Linked DNA regions of Homo sapiens: region 2 is linked to region 1. A link is an interaction called in ENCODE POLR2A ChIA-PET data of the cell type or tissue named here. Cell type or tissue: A673. All regions are shown on one strand. Each heading gives the region's core, and the rest is flanking DNA. Links, peaks and the distances in the headings are about the cores only.

The links. ChIA-PET counts read pairs that join two places held together with the same protein. Peaks named below come from ENCODE experiments on the same cell type or tissue, not always from the same donor. Only the 100,000 strongest peaks of a DNase experiment are listed, where the experiment ranks them.
Region 2: POLR2A ChIA-PET joins it to region 1 with 11 read pairs; 2 of 35 experiments call an interaction of 5 or more read pairs at or near these places.

The regions. Positions count from the first base shown.
Region 1 is chr5:121,817,609-121,824,966 of GRCh38, forward strand. It overlaps LOC105379150 (a long non-coding RNA gene), which reads right to left. Exons shown (of 3, transcript XR_001742865.2): 3 at 4,066-4,173. Among named protein-coding and RNA genes, the nearest start is that of FTMT, 31 kb to the right of the region's middle. In A673, for the core only: no CTCF peak of the experiment used is centred there; no DNase peak of the experiment used is centred there.
Region 2 is chr5:121,870,551-121,875,550 of GRCh38, forward strand. The region is part of intron 3 of LOC105379149 (a long non-coding RNA gene); the gene reads left to right. LOC105379148 (a long non-coding RNA gene) reads right to left here and starts at 1,990. Exons shown (of 3, transcript XR_001742863.2): 1 at 1,755-1,990. In A673, for the core only: a CTCF peak has its summit at 163 (motif pointing left); no DNase peak of the experiment used is centred there.

The DNA.
Region 1 (7,358 bases), core at 2,359-7,358:
ATTTTAACAAATCACTTTTAAGGAAAACTTCTAGCAATTAGAATGAGAAGGAACTGATGCTATGTGACCTCCAACGCTGGTTCAGAGATCAGGTAACCATAGTATTTCTGTCTGTCTGTGTCTGTCTGTCTGTCTCTCTCTCTCTCTCTCACTCCCAAACAAAAGGAGGAGCATGGATCACAGTATTTTCTCTTGAACAGTCACTGCCTGCAAAAGTAACACATACCGAAAACAAACTGAGGGGAAAAGAAAGTGGGTGCTGATTGAGACGAGAGACCGTGATGGCTTAAAAATACAAATCAGTGGTGCTGTCCCAGAAGCAGAGAGGAGCACACAACATGCAAAACAAACATTTTCTTCAAACATAGAGCTCGATACAAGGATTTGGGTGCAAGAGGTTCATTTTGGAAATGATTGTAGGAAGTGCAATGAGGCTAATAGGGATCTAAGGGAGGGAAAGGAAAACAGCTAAGAAATGTTCTGTTGCTCTGTGGGCAAGTAGAACTTATTCCTACTGGAATAAGTAGAAATAGCATTGAATACTCCCTTGGAGTCATCTTGCATGGGATAAAGAAACTGGGGTATTTCCACCAACTCCCATTCTTCATTAAAGAGATTGCTCCAGAGTTGTTAACTCTTCAGTACTGCTGGTCTGGCACATTTGTGGGTAGAGCGTAATCCTAGAAGCAGATAATGTTTCAAGCAGAGACACAGGTAGCCATTGGCATTCTTCCTGCAGGTGAACTTCAGGTGGGCTGAGGGGATGTGGGTGTGACACTGTCTGCTGTAGTGTCTGACCGAATGTGTCATTGAGCTGTGAGTGAGGTAAAGAAATAGATATGGTGGTAAAAATATCATTCTGGTGAAGATTGACCGTGGAACAAGGAAAGAGATGCAGTGATAGCTAGTGTTTTATAGTTCTAGCACTTAATTCATAGATTCACATTTCAGCACTCAGTGTTTCAACTGCCATCTTATGTGAGAAACCTGGACCTAAGAGGAGATAACTTGTTCGTCCAAATTTTCACAACCACCATGGTTCTGTGTCTCCTAACATTTACAATTCTGTGTTATTACATACTTCCTCACTAATACATCTTTACCTTAAAAAGAAAAAAGAAGGGACAAATAGGGATTGGCATGACCACCTGCACCCAGATAGGGCATTGGCAGCCCCTGGAAAGAGGTCTGTTTACCAGTGAAGTCAACACACAGCACCCAGGATGTGAACACCTCTGTTTCTTGAAATGTATATAAATACTTTTCTTTGAAGAACTCACTTTTTCTCTATCCTCATATATTCTGCTGTTTTTGAAAAAGATGACAATATTTTCCACAGATTGTTGCTTCTGTGCTTTATATGCACATTAAGATATATAAGTGAGAAAAACTGAATTTCTCCATTTGAGTATTAAAGAGTGAAGCTGGATTATCGAATTCAGCCATGTGTTAGTAATCCTCGAAATAAAAAGTTAGCATATACCACAGGAACAAAATTTTACTAAGCCAGATACATCATGGGCTTCTAAGAAACAACCTGAAAAGCTTTAAAAAAAGAAATCAATGTTAACATAGCATTTAATCATTTATAGGAGGACACCATTCTCAGGAGTATCTTTTAGTAACAGTCTGAAATTATATCCCTTAGTAGAAGAACATGCCTTTAGTCATTGGAGAGATTCTGGTGGCACCAAGTGATTTATTAGGGAGTACAGGAAGATTTGAGATAGTAAAGTCTTATATTTGAAAGATTATATCCTCTGCCTGGACAAAATTATATATAAGGGTAAAAATATGACATGAAAAAATGAGAGTACAACTATGAAATAAGAATGCAGTATAAGAGCAATAAAAATTGTTTAAATAATGTGAACAAGAGAATTTATTAATAATATCTAATATACTGAGTACACACCTGAGGGCAATGTAAAAAAAAGTCATCGTAACTGCTGCCATAAGCAATTTTAAAAAGAAAAAAACTATAAAGGAATTATTTTAATCAAGATTAAGTTTTCCAGAGACCTATGTGAGGTTGTGGCATACCTCTCAACCTTTCCTAAAAATCTTCCCAAAATGATGCACCATTTCAAACCTTTCTATTTAAGCGGCTTCAAAGGATCACAGTAAAACTTGGCCTGCTCACACATTTTAAATTCAGCTTTTATCAAACTGATTTATGATTTGAATTAGACTTATGTCAATTTGATTTATGTGTCTGCTCTTGGCCTATGCTATGTGTACTGACCATAACCGACTTGTCACTGAGGAAAGACAATCCACAAGGACAGGGATAATATACCTCCCAAAGGGCCATTAAAGGGAAATAACAGTACAAACCTTGTCCTTTGCTCTCTGTGTCCCGTGAGCTCCAAAAAGTATGCATCTTGCAGTGCCAGGCACAGATTAGGAGCACGGAATCCCCTGAGATAAGCAAACAAATATATCATGTGCTTTCTGGAAAGGTAACATCACTCATCATGTTCCTTTGAAACTATTTTTAAATAATGGCTGAGTTGGGAAACCATTTAAGACGCATCACCTGTTACCATTAAGTGATATTCACAATTCTAATTAGCTTGCATTGCTACACAGGGCCCTTGTGGTTGTCTTAAATTTTCTGATTTAAATACAGACATTTTTCTTGTCCCAGGGAGACACCATTATCAAGGTTTGGTGGAGAAAAAAATATATGAGACAAGTATTGCAATATCAATAGTCTCATAAAATTAAGTTCTTAGCCAATGAACTTGAAGACTTGATATTAAATTTCTAAGGTTATTTTTTAGCAGTCTGCCCTTTTAGGAACAATATTGTGATTTTACCATTAACAACTGTTGGCCAAGATAGAGAGTCCTATTTTCTTCACTTGTGATCTGTCATTATCAAATATATTCAAAATCTTCTTGCCATTGCTAAGCATCATTTTAACTTTTTTCTCTTTCTGTTGTTGTTCATTTCTATATTTAGCTTCCACAAATCTAAAATGAAAAATAAAGTATAGAACAGACTGTAGGTATCTATCTAGGATGTCAGTATTTTATTGGATCATCACCAAACAGTGCAATGACAGGATTCCCAAACTGGTCTGCTGCTTAACATTGCTTTTCAAAGATCTGCTGAAAACATTACTTCTTTAACAACTACAGTGTAATTTCTGCCAATTGCCACTTGTTGATACCTCCTAGGAAACCACCAAAAATTAGCTGGAAAAATATGTTTTGAAATGTTTAAGAGGAAAATTATTTCCTTTGAATATCTGTAGAAAGCAATATACCATGATTTTTGAGGGCTGTGTTGCTGCCAAAAAATGTGTTTGTCTAAGCAGAACTTGAGGTACGTGAAATTTTACATTTTCTATAAACTTAAAGCTGTAACCATCAACAACTCTCTGGCTACTTTCTTCTCTCTGGTTAACAACACTTAATAATAGGGTATCCAGAGAGTTATGAAAGCTTACTCTTTATAGATCTTCAATCAAGAAAACGGCCTTGTCCTTGGTAAGCTTACGTGTAGTTCTCTCATTGGAGAAACTGTTCTAAGCAAATCATGAAGTCCTACTTTCTCCCCAGAATATTAAGGTATCAGGTGCCCAAACTGGAAGGTTCTACTGGTCTCGGGAAACCTCAGGCAAACTGGACTCTTACCAGTTGCCTTTGATATTCTTAAGGAATTAATTTGAAAAACTTTATGCTTTCCCAAAATATCAAATAATACAGTAACATTTCAAAAGTACTACTCAATTTGAGTAAGGGACAATGAAATTTGCTTGAATTGCAAACATTAAAAGTAGTCAAAGCTTACTCAAAAACAAGGTGACTCTTTTCCCATATCTAACACCCTCTGAATACAATTCAAATTTGTGACTTGGTAAAATAACAAACTATGATAGGTTTTAGAAAACATTGTTGAAGCAACAAATGCCAAAGTTCTGTCTTATTACTTCTCTCATAACCATGGCTTCAAGCACCACACTGTTCTGCCTCAATAAAATGCACATCATTCAGAGAGCTGATGGAGGAGAAAGCAGCTAATAGCTCTGAAAGAAAGGAATGATTAAATACAGTGTATTGTGACTATTGTGTTTAATTTCATGATATATAAAGAAATTTAATGACTTATTTAGCTGTTTCTTCAGGATGGCTTCTTCTGACCTTTTACAGCTCATTCAGTGCCCTAGGAGAGAGGAAGATAAGAATGCATTTCAGATTCTTCCATTATCCTACAGTGTAACAGGTGGAGCATTTTCTGGTGTCACTACAAAACTTGATTAGCCTGGTTAGGAAGATGCTTTTCCAAAGGAGTGAAAGTGCTCACACTCTGCATGATGCTTTCCTTTCTCATTAAGCCTGACATTTCAGTGCTTTGTTGCAAACAAAAACTCATAATAGCACTGGACCAAGGGTATAAAATTTTGCGCTGTACACATAATACACTTTGTAAAAGGAAAGGGAGTGACAGAGTTGTTGATGTATGCTTTGTAGTTATCACTTTACGACAGTTACCAAACAGCAGCAGCTTTTTAGCTAGTTTTCAGACAACCGGTTTTGGACAGCTGTTCGAATATTGGCTACTCAACCAACCTATGCAATGATAATTTAGGGTGGGCTTTCGCCAGAAAACCAAGCATATTTACTCTACCCTTTATTCCAAATAAACAAATGGCCTACTTTCTCCGTAGCCAAAAATGTTAGCTAAATTCCTAAATTTCAATTTTGACCTTCATTTTAAGGAAAATGAGCATCTGTTTTACTTTTAGAAATGGAGACCTAACCAGAGAGTACCAGCAACCATTGGAAAAACATAGCAATGGTCTGTTAGGGGTGGAGTGGCTGTTTGATCCAGCTCAACTATCATTATGATCTAGGACTTAGATTTTCTGGAGATTGAGGAGGGGTGGCTAGCCATATGCATATGTCACTGTAACCTTCTCACACTGTATTACACCTCTTTATTTTCTTGATAGAAGTTTAACATTTGGGTGTGCTTTTCTTTTAATATTGAAAACATTTTTTAAATAAGTTGAATATTACCATTATTTAAACTGCCAAGTCTTTGCAAATTTTTTTAAATTTCCACTTTTATTTTAGATACAGAGAGTATATGTGCATATTTGTTACACAGGAGTACTGTGTGATGCTGAGGTTTGGAATACGGATCCAATCACCCTGGTAGCAAACATAGTACCTCATAGGTAGTTTTTTACGCCAACACCCCTCCCTCCACCCTCTGGTAGTCCACAGTATATATTGTTTCCATATTTACGTCCATACGTGCTCAATGATTAGCTCCCACTTATAAGTGAGTACATATGGTATTTGGTTTTCTGTCTTTGTATTAATTTGCTTAGGAGTATGGCCTCCAGCTCCAACCATATCCCTGCAAAGGACATGTTATTCTTTTTTATAACTGTGTAGTATGCCATGGTACATATATACCATATTTTTTTTATCCAATCTACCATTGATGGGCACCTGGGTTGACTCCATGTCTTTGCTATTGTGAATAGTGAAACAATGAACATATGAGTACATGTGTCTTTTTGGTAGAATGATTTAGTTCCTTTTGGGTACATACCTAGGAATGGGATAGCTGGGTCAAATGGTAGCTCTGTATTAGCTCTTTCAGAATCTCTAGAACGTTTTCCACAATGACTGGACTAATTTAAATTCCCACCAACAATGTATAAACTTTCTCTTTGCTCCACAGCCTCGCCAGCATCTGTTATTGTTTTTTACTTTTTAATAATAGCCATTCTGACTGGTGCAAGATGGTATCTCATCACGGTTTTGATTTGCATTTCTCTGATGATTAGTGATGCTTAGCATGTTTTCATATGTTTCTTGGCCACCTGAATGTCTTTTTTTTTTAATTTTTCATAGGTTATTGGGGTACAGGTGGTATTTGATTACGTAAGTTCTTTAGTGGTGATTTGAGAGATTTTGGTTCACCCATCACCCAAGCAGTATACACAGCACTCTATTTGGAGCCTTTTATCCCTCGACCCCTCCCACCCTTCCCCCCAAGTCCCCAAAGTCCATCGTATCATTCTTACACCTCTGTGTGCTCGCAGCTTAGCTCCCACATATCAGTGAGAACATTAAATGTTTGGTTTTCCACTCCTGAGTTACTTCACTTAGAATAATAGTCTCCAATTTCATCCAGGTGGCTGCAAATGCTGTTAATTTATTCCATTTTATGGCTGAGTAGTATTCTATTATATATATACACACACAGTTTCTTTGTCCACTCATTGATTGATGGACATTTGGGTTGGTTCCACGATTTTGCACTCGCAAAATGTGCTGCTATAAACATGTGTGTGCAAGCATCTTTTTCGTAAAATGACTTCTTTTCCTCTGGTAGATACCCAGGAGTGGGATTGCTGGATCAAATGGTAGTTCTACTTTTAGTTATTTAAGGAAGCTCCATGCTGTTTTCCATAGTGGCTGTACTAGTTTACATTCTGACCACCAGTGTAAAAGCGTTCCCTGATTACCGCATCCATGCCAACATCTACTGTTTTTTGATTTTTTGATTATGGCTATTCTTACAGGAGTAAGGTGGTATCACGTCGTGGTTTTGACTTGCATTTCCCTGATCATTAGTGACATTTAAGATTTTTTCATATGTTTGTTGGCCATTTGTGTATCTTCTTTGAGAATTGTCTATTCATGTCCTTAGCCCACTTTTTGATGGGATTGTTTTTTTTCTTGCTGATTTGAGTTTGTTGTAGATTCTGGATATTAGTCCTTTGTCAGGCTGCACGGATTGTGAAGATATTCTCTCACTCTGTGGGTTGTCTGTTTACTCTGCTGACTGTTCCTTTTGCCACGCAAACACTCTTTAGTTTAAATCCCAGCTATTTATCTTTGTTTTTATTGCATTTGCTTTGGGGTTCTTGGTCATGAAATCGTTTCCTAAGCCAATGTCTAGAAGGGTTTTTCCAGTGTCATCTTCTAGAATTTTATAGTTTCAGGTCTTAGATTTAAGTCCTTAATTCATCTCGAGTTGATTTTTGTATAAGTCAAGAGATGAGGATCCACTTTCTTTCTCCTACTTGTGGCTAGCCAATTATCCCAGCACCATTTGTTGAAAACAGTTTCTTTTCCCGTTTTTTTTTTTTTTGTTGTTGTTGTTTGTTTGCTTTGTTGAAGATCAGTTGGCTGTAAGTATTTGGGTTTATTTCTGGGTTCACTATTCTGTTCCATTAGTCTATGTGTCTATTTTTATACCAGTACCATGCTGTTTTAGTGACTATGGCTTAATAGTATAGTTTGAAATCAGGTAATATGATGCCTCCAGATTTCTTCTTTTTGCTTAGTCTTGTTTTGGCTATGTGGGCTCTTTGTTGGTTCCAT
Region 2 (5,000 bases), core at 1-5,000, 51 kb after region 1:
TCCCAAGTACATTTTGCACAAAACTACAGGCTGAGGAGTAATTATGTTTATGCATGGGCACTTGGCATTTTCAACTTGAAAAACATTTTTTCCAAGTAAAGTTGATTCCATTTACAAGCGCAACCAGTTGGTTGCTAATGTTAGGACACCATCTTGTGGATAAGGTATCTAATTTGGAAACGTATTTGAAATCATTTACACAGTAAAATGCAAAAAAAATGTTCTTGATATCACAGAAATTAATCAACAGCTTTACCTTTATTAGCATGTCTACAAAAGGTATGGCTAATAAAAGAACACTGAATAATTTTTATCAAAAAAGCCTTTTCTCATTGTGCATCTGCTATGGACCAAATGTTGTATTCCAAAGTCAGTGTATTAGAAAGGCATTTTAGTGAAATCTTTATTCTACAGAGAATTAATGAAATCCATGTTAGTAAAGATAAACTTTCATTTGCTGCTATCACATAATGCTGAACACGTTTAAGATATAGATTGTTTGCCAATATATTGTTCTTGAGTTTTATATTGTCAATATTAAATACATATATTTAATATATATATATAGGAGGCATATAAGAATCTCAAATATCAAACTGGTTTTCTCCTTAAAAAATATTAATATCCACTCCAGCCTGGGTGACAGAGTGAGACTCCGTCTCAAAAATATGTATGTATATTAATATCTCCATTAACCTGCCTGTTTACTTAAATAAGAAAAGTAACACTTATAGGAATGCTGATACAGTTTGGCTTTATATAACACAATAAGTTAGCAGAAACAGAATACATGCCTAAGAAAGCTGAGCGCCAGTCTTTCCTCTGCAACTGATTAGCCACCTATCTTGGACAAATCAATTCACTTCCCATGCCTTAGTTATCACAGCTGTGACAAGAAATAGTGGATGCTTATCCAGAGAATTTTTGAAGACATAAAATAATACATATAAAATTTCTGCATCTACCGCAATATAGGAAATAAGAAAAACAGATCTGATTTTATTCCAGATCCTTGTTCTAATCCCTGTCCTCAAAAACAGCTATGGTTTCTTTAGGTCTTTTTTAAAAAATTCTGTGAACACCCACTGTATCTTCCAACACATTTTTCTTTTATTAAGCTGTTATGTGCAGTAAACCTTCTTGACTAACACAGCACTCATGTGATTTGGGGAAGGTAATTACATTTAGTTAATGGAGGAGGGAATAAAAATTCGGGTTTTCATTAAACGGGTATGGGTTTGAATTCTGACTTTCCCACTTATCAGTTGTATGACTTTTGGTCAGTTATTAAGCTTCTCTTGCCTTGGTTTTCTCATTTGCCTCACAGAGTTCTAAAAAGCACTAAATTAAGGTGTGTAAGGCATTTATCACAGTGACTGGTCTATGGCAAGTGGGATATGGTGAACAAGAAAGATTATTATTATAATTATTGTAAATGGATATTATTTAATTTGACATCCTCCCAAATCTCAAAATAAATCAGAGTATGAAATACTCATCATTCATAATATCTGTAAAAGAAATAATACTGTTCTGCATTGATGCCCACAAAATATCCACTTAGAAGAAGACTTAAATGGTATTTTTATAGTCTGAATTGATTTCCTCTAAATGGCTAAAGCTCTGAAACAACTTGTAACTTCCCATCTGCACCATAGTACACAGACCACAATACATCCAACTCTTCGAGAGATTTGAATCTTCACAGCTCATTAATCTATAATGAAAATAACTTATGAGCATCTTTGACTTACAAAGGCAACTTGCCTTCCTCATCATGGATTCGTGGCTCCTCCAGTAAACGTGGTGAGTCAAGGTTCTGCAGCATTCAAACAGCTTAACCATCAAAGTGACCAAAGGTCTTTTTGAAGGAGCTAAAGAAATAAAAGAGATATCCCCTAGTTTCTCTTCTGACTGTATGATACTTCAAAAAGTAAAAATACAAACTGACTATTTTGGAAATGTGAGATTGTGTTGTTTTTCAACCACATATGTGATTTTTTTGCCTTCGATATCTAGTTAATTAAAACAGAAGCATTTTACAAATACATAATGTCTCAGAAAATAAATCTGCATTCCCCTCCTCCCTCCCATTTTTTTTTCTAATTCAATTTCTAAACTTTAAGAATCAACTCAATTCTCAGCATATCCTTCTATCCTTCCTGATCCATTAGAAGTCCTAATGACCATCCTAGGCCATATTATACTTTATTTTATTCCATGTCAATAACTTGGAGCAAATAAAGACACCTCAAGCAGGCTAAAAACCTAGGATTTCATCAAATGTATAGCTTTTAAATATGAAATTAGCATTTACCTTGGAGAGAGGCAATCTGATTTTTTTCTGTTCATAAAAGTATACACTTTTTTTATTATGTTTAGACTGAAGAATTTATCGCATGCCTATTGTTTGAACTCAAGATTGTCTTTCATTTCACATTTTTCTCTTCAGTCATAACTGGATCACATTACTCACATTAAAAAAGACATAACATGCAAGAAAATAGTTCCAAATTCCTTTTCAAAATATGTGTGTACTTTTTTCCTGGCTTTCACAACAGCAAGGCATTTCCAATCTGTCTATGGTTTTGTTCTTGCTAGAATTTTTTATGCAATATCCTAAATAAGCAATTTTGGGGGAGGCATATTAAAGCGCTTAAACTTTTCATAAAAGAAAATACTCTTTTCTGGTAAGCTGTATTCCTCCATTTATTATTTATTTTCTGAAATCCAGCTACCAGTATTGCTGATTTTAGAGTATCAGCAGCTGACTGGCTCTGAGTTGGTAAGCACAGTCTACAATTGTCCTCTGTGCCTGTGTGTGTGTATCACTTGTTTAGGTAGGTGATGGTGGAGAGTGGTTTTTATTTTGAAATTTTTGATTGTAGAGGCTGACCATGTCATTAGGAAATATGTGTAAGGAGTCACACAATACTTATCGATTAGCTGCTTGGGCATCCAGCCCCTTAATCTAAGTCTTCACAAACTGTTACCTCATGCTATACTTTGTAAGTTAATGCAGGTCAGGGACTTCAAGAATCTCAAAATAACAGGTGGCTGGGATTATGTGGTAACTATTTTGAGATCACTGCTATCTGCTACTTTCCCTCAGTTACTGATACAATCCTCTAGGGACAATTGTTTGAAAAATCCATTATATTTTCTGTTATGTCCCTATCCCTACCCTTTACAAATTATAATTTGAACAATATTAGCACAATGTTGAGCTGTAATAGGCACTTAACATGATTTTTCTTGAAACTATTGTTTTCATACCAATCCTAGATTTCTTTCTTCCTATGATAACACCTCTATATTATACCCTCTGTGAAAAAGAGTTGTGTATTTCAGTAAGCTATATTTTGAGGTACTTCCTAATATATACCTTTCCATTTCAAATATTAGCATTTTTGATATTTGGTTATATTAATATTTTTAAATAGACTTTTATATACTCACACTGTCTACTTAATAACTTTTTAATTGTGATCAATAGTGCATTCTATCATGTGCTGATTCATTGGAAGCAAAGATTTGAGAGAAAATGTTCTGCATACTACAGTACTGCTTTCAATTGAATATTGATTGATCCAGCACATTTATATTAGGAGTTTTTTATTGAAAGTAATAGAGCTAAGCCCAGATTAAGAGTGCTCCATTGCTTTCAAAAAAGTCCAGTCATAAAACACATTATATTTAACATCTGTGGCCACTTTAACCTCCTAGCTTCCTATGACAGTATATGCACTGTCTTTTAACCCCTGCCAATTCAATATTATTACTTGTTTTGATGGTATATTTCCGAAATATATTGCACAGGAAACTGAGTTCTGGTCCAAGGCACCAGATAATTATTCTTGTAAATATTAATTAAAATAAAATAAACTGAAAATGGCATTGTTGTTATTTACTTTTTTATCTAGATTCTTATAACCTGACAATTCTACCGTCTCACTGATACATGATAGTCCAAGAGCTAAGATGATATTGCAGGACTATCATTAGAGGGGAAAAAAAGCAATTCTAAGCTGCCTTTAAAAAATATTCCTGGCTGAGCACAGTGGTTCACACCTGTAATGCCAGCACTTTGGAAGGCCAAGGTAGGGGGATCACCTGAGGTCAGGATTTCAAGACCAGCCTGGCCAACATGGTGACAGCCTGTCTCTACAAAAATACAAAAATTAGCCAGTCGTGATAGATTATGCTAAAATGTTCACCCTACCTGATACTAATTTTCCATTATGACGGGAAACACATATTAGAACCTACAAAGTAGTTGAGAGGGGATATGTACTTGATGGATGGAGAAAAATTGCCTCTGCAAAAATGCCTCATTTACATGATGTTAAAATGAATCATTTTTACCTAATTGGCATCACAGTTGAGCTGAATTAAGATAAACAGCTATAATTTATTAAGTTAAGCACTCACATGTGTATAACAAGATGCCCATCACAACAGAAGTACAGCCAAACAATATACTAAAGAGTCACAGATTTATTGACTATTTTAACTGAAAATATCTTTAAATATTATCTTGTCCTGATATGTTAGCCACTCATCTTTTAAGAAAAAACAAAGAACAGATAAATTCATGGGTGACTGGGTTGAAAAGGTGAGAACTGTTTAAGGCAGGTGTTAGAAATTTCTTTATTAAAAACTGCATATATTTAAAATATTACGATGCTACTGTTTAAGAAAGAATATTTGAAAATATGTATTAAACTTGTAAGTGAACAATAAGAAACACAAAATATTATTAATTTATGCTTACAAAAAAATATTAAACTACAATAGGCAGATTGCAGCTTCAATTAAAATTACTCTGTTCATTTTTTAGGCTACAATAGACATTACCAGAATTAGTTATAATTAATTTTAACCAGGTCTAAATTTAAAGGCATAGGAAATCTTTTTTTTTTTTTTTTTTTGAGATGGAGTCTCGCTCTGTCCCCCAGGCTGGAGTGCAGTGGCACGATCTCGGCTCACTGCAAGCTCTG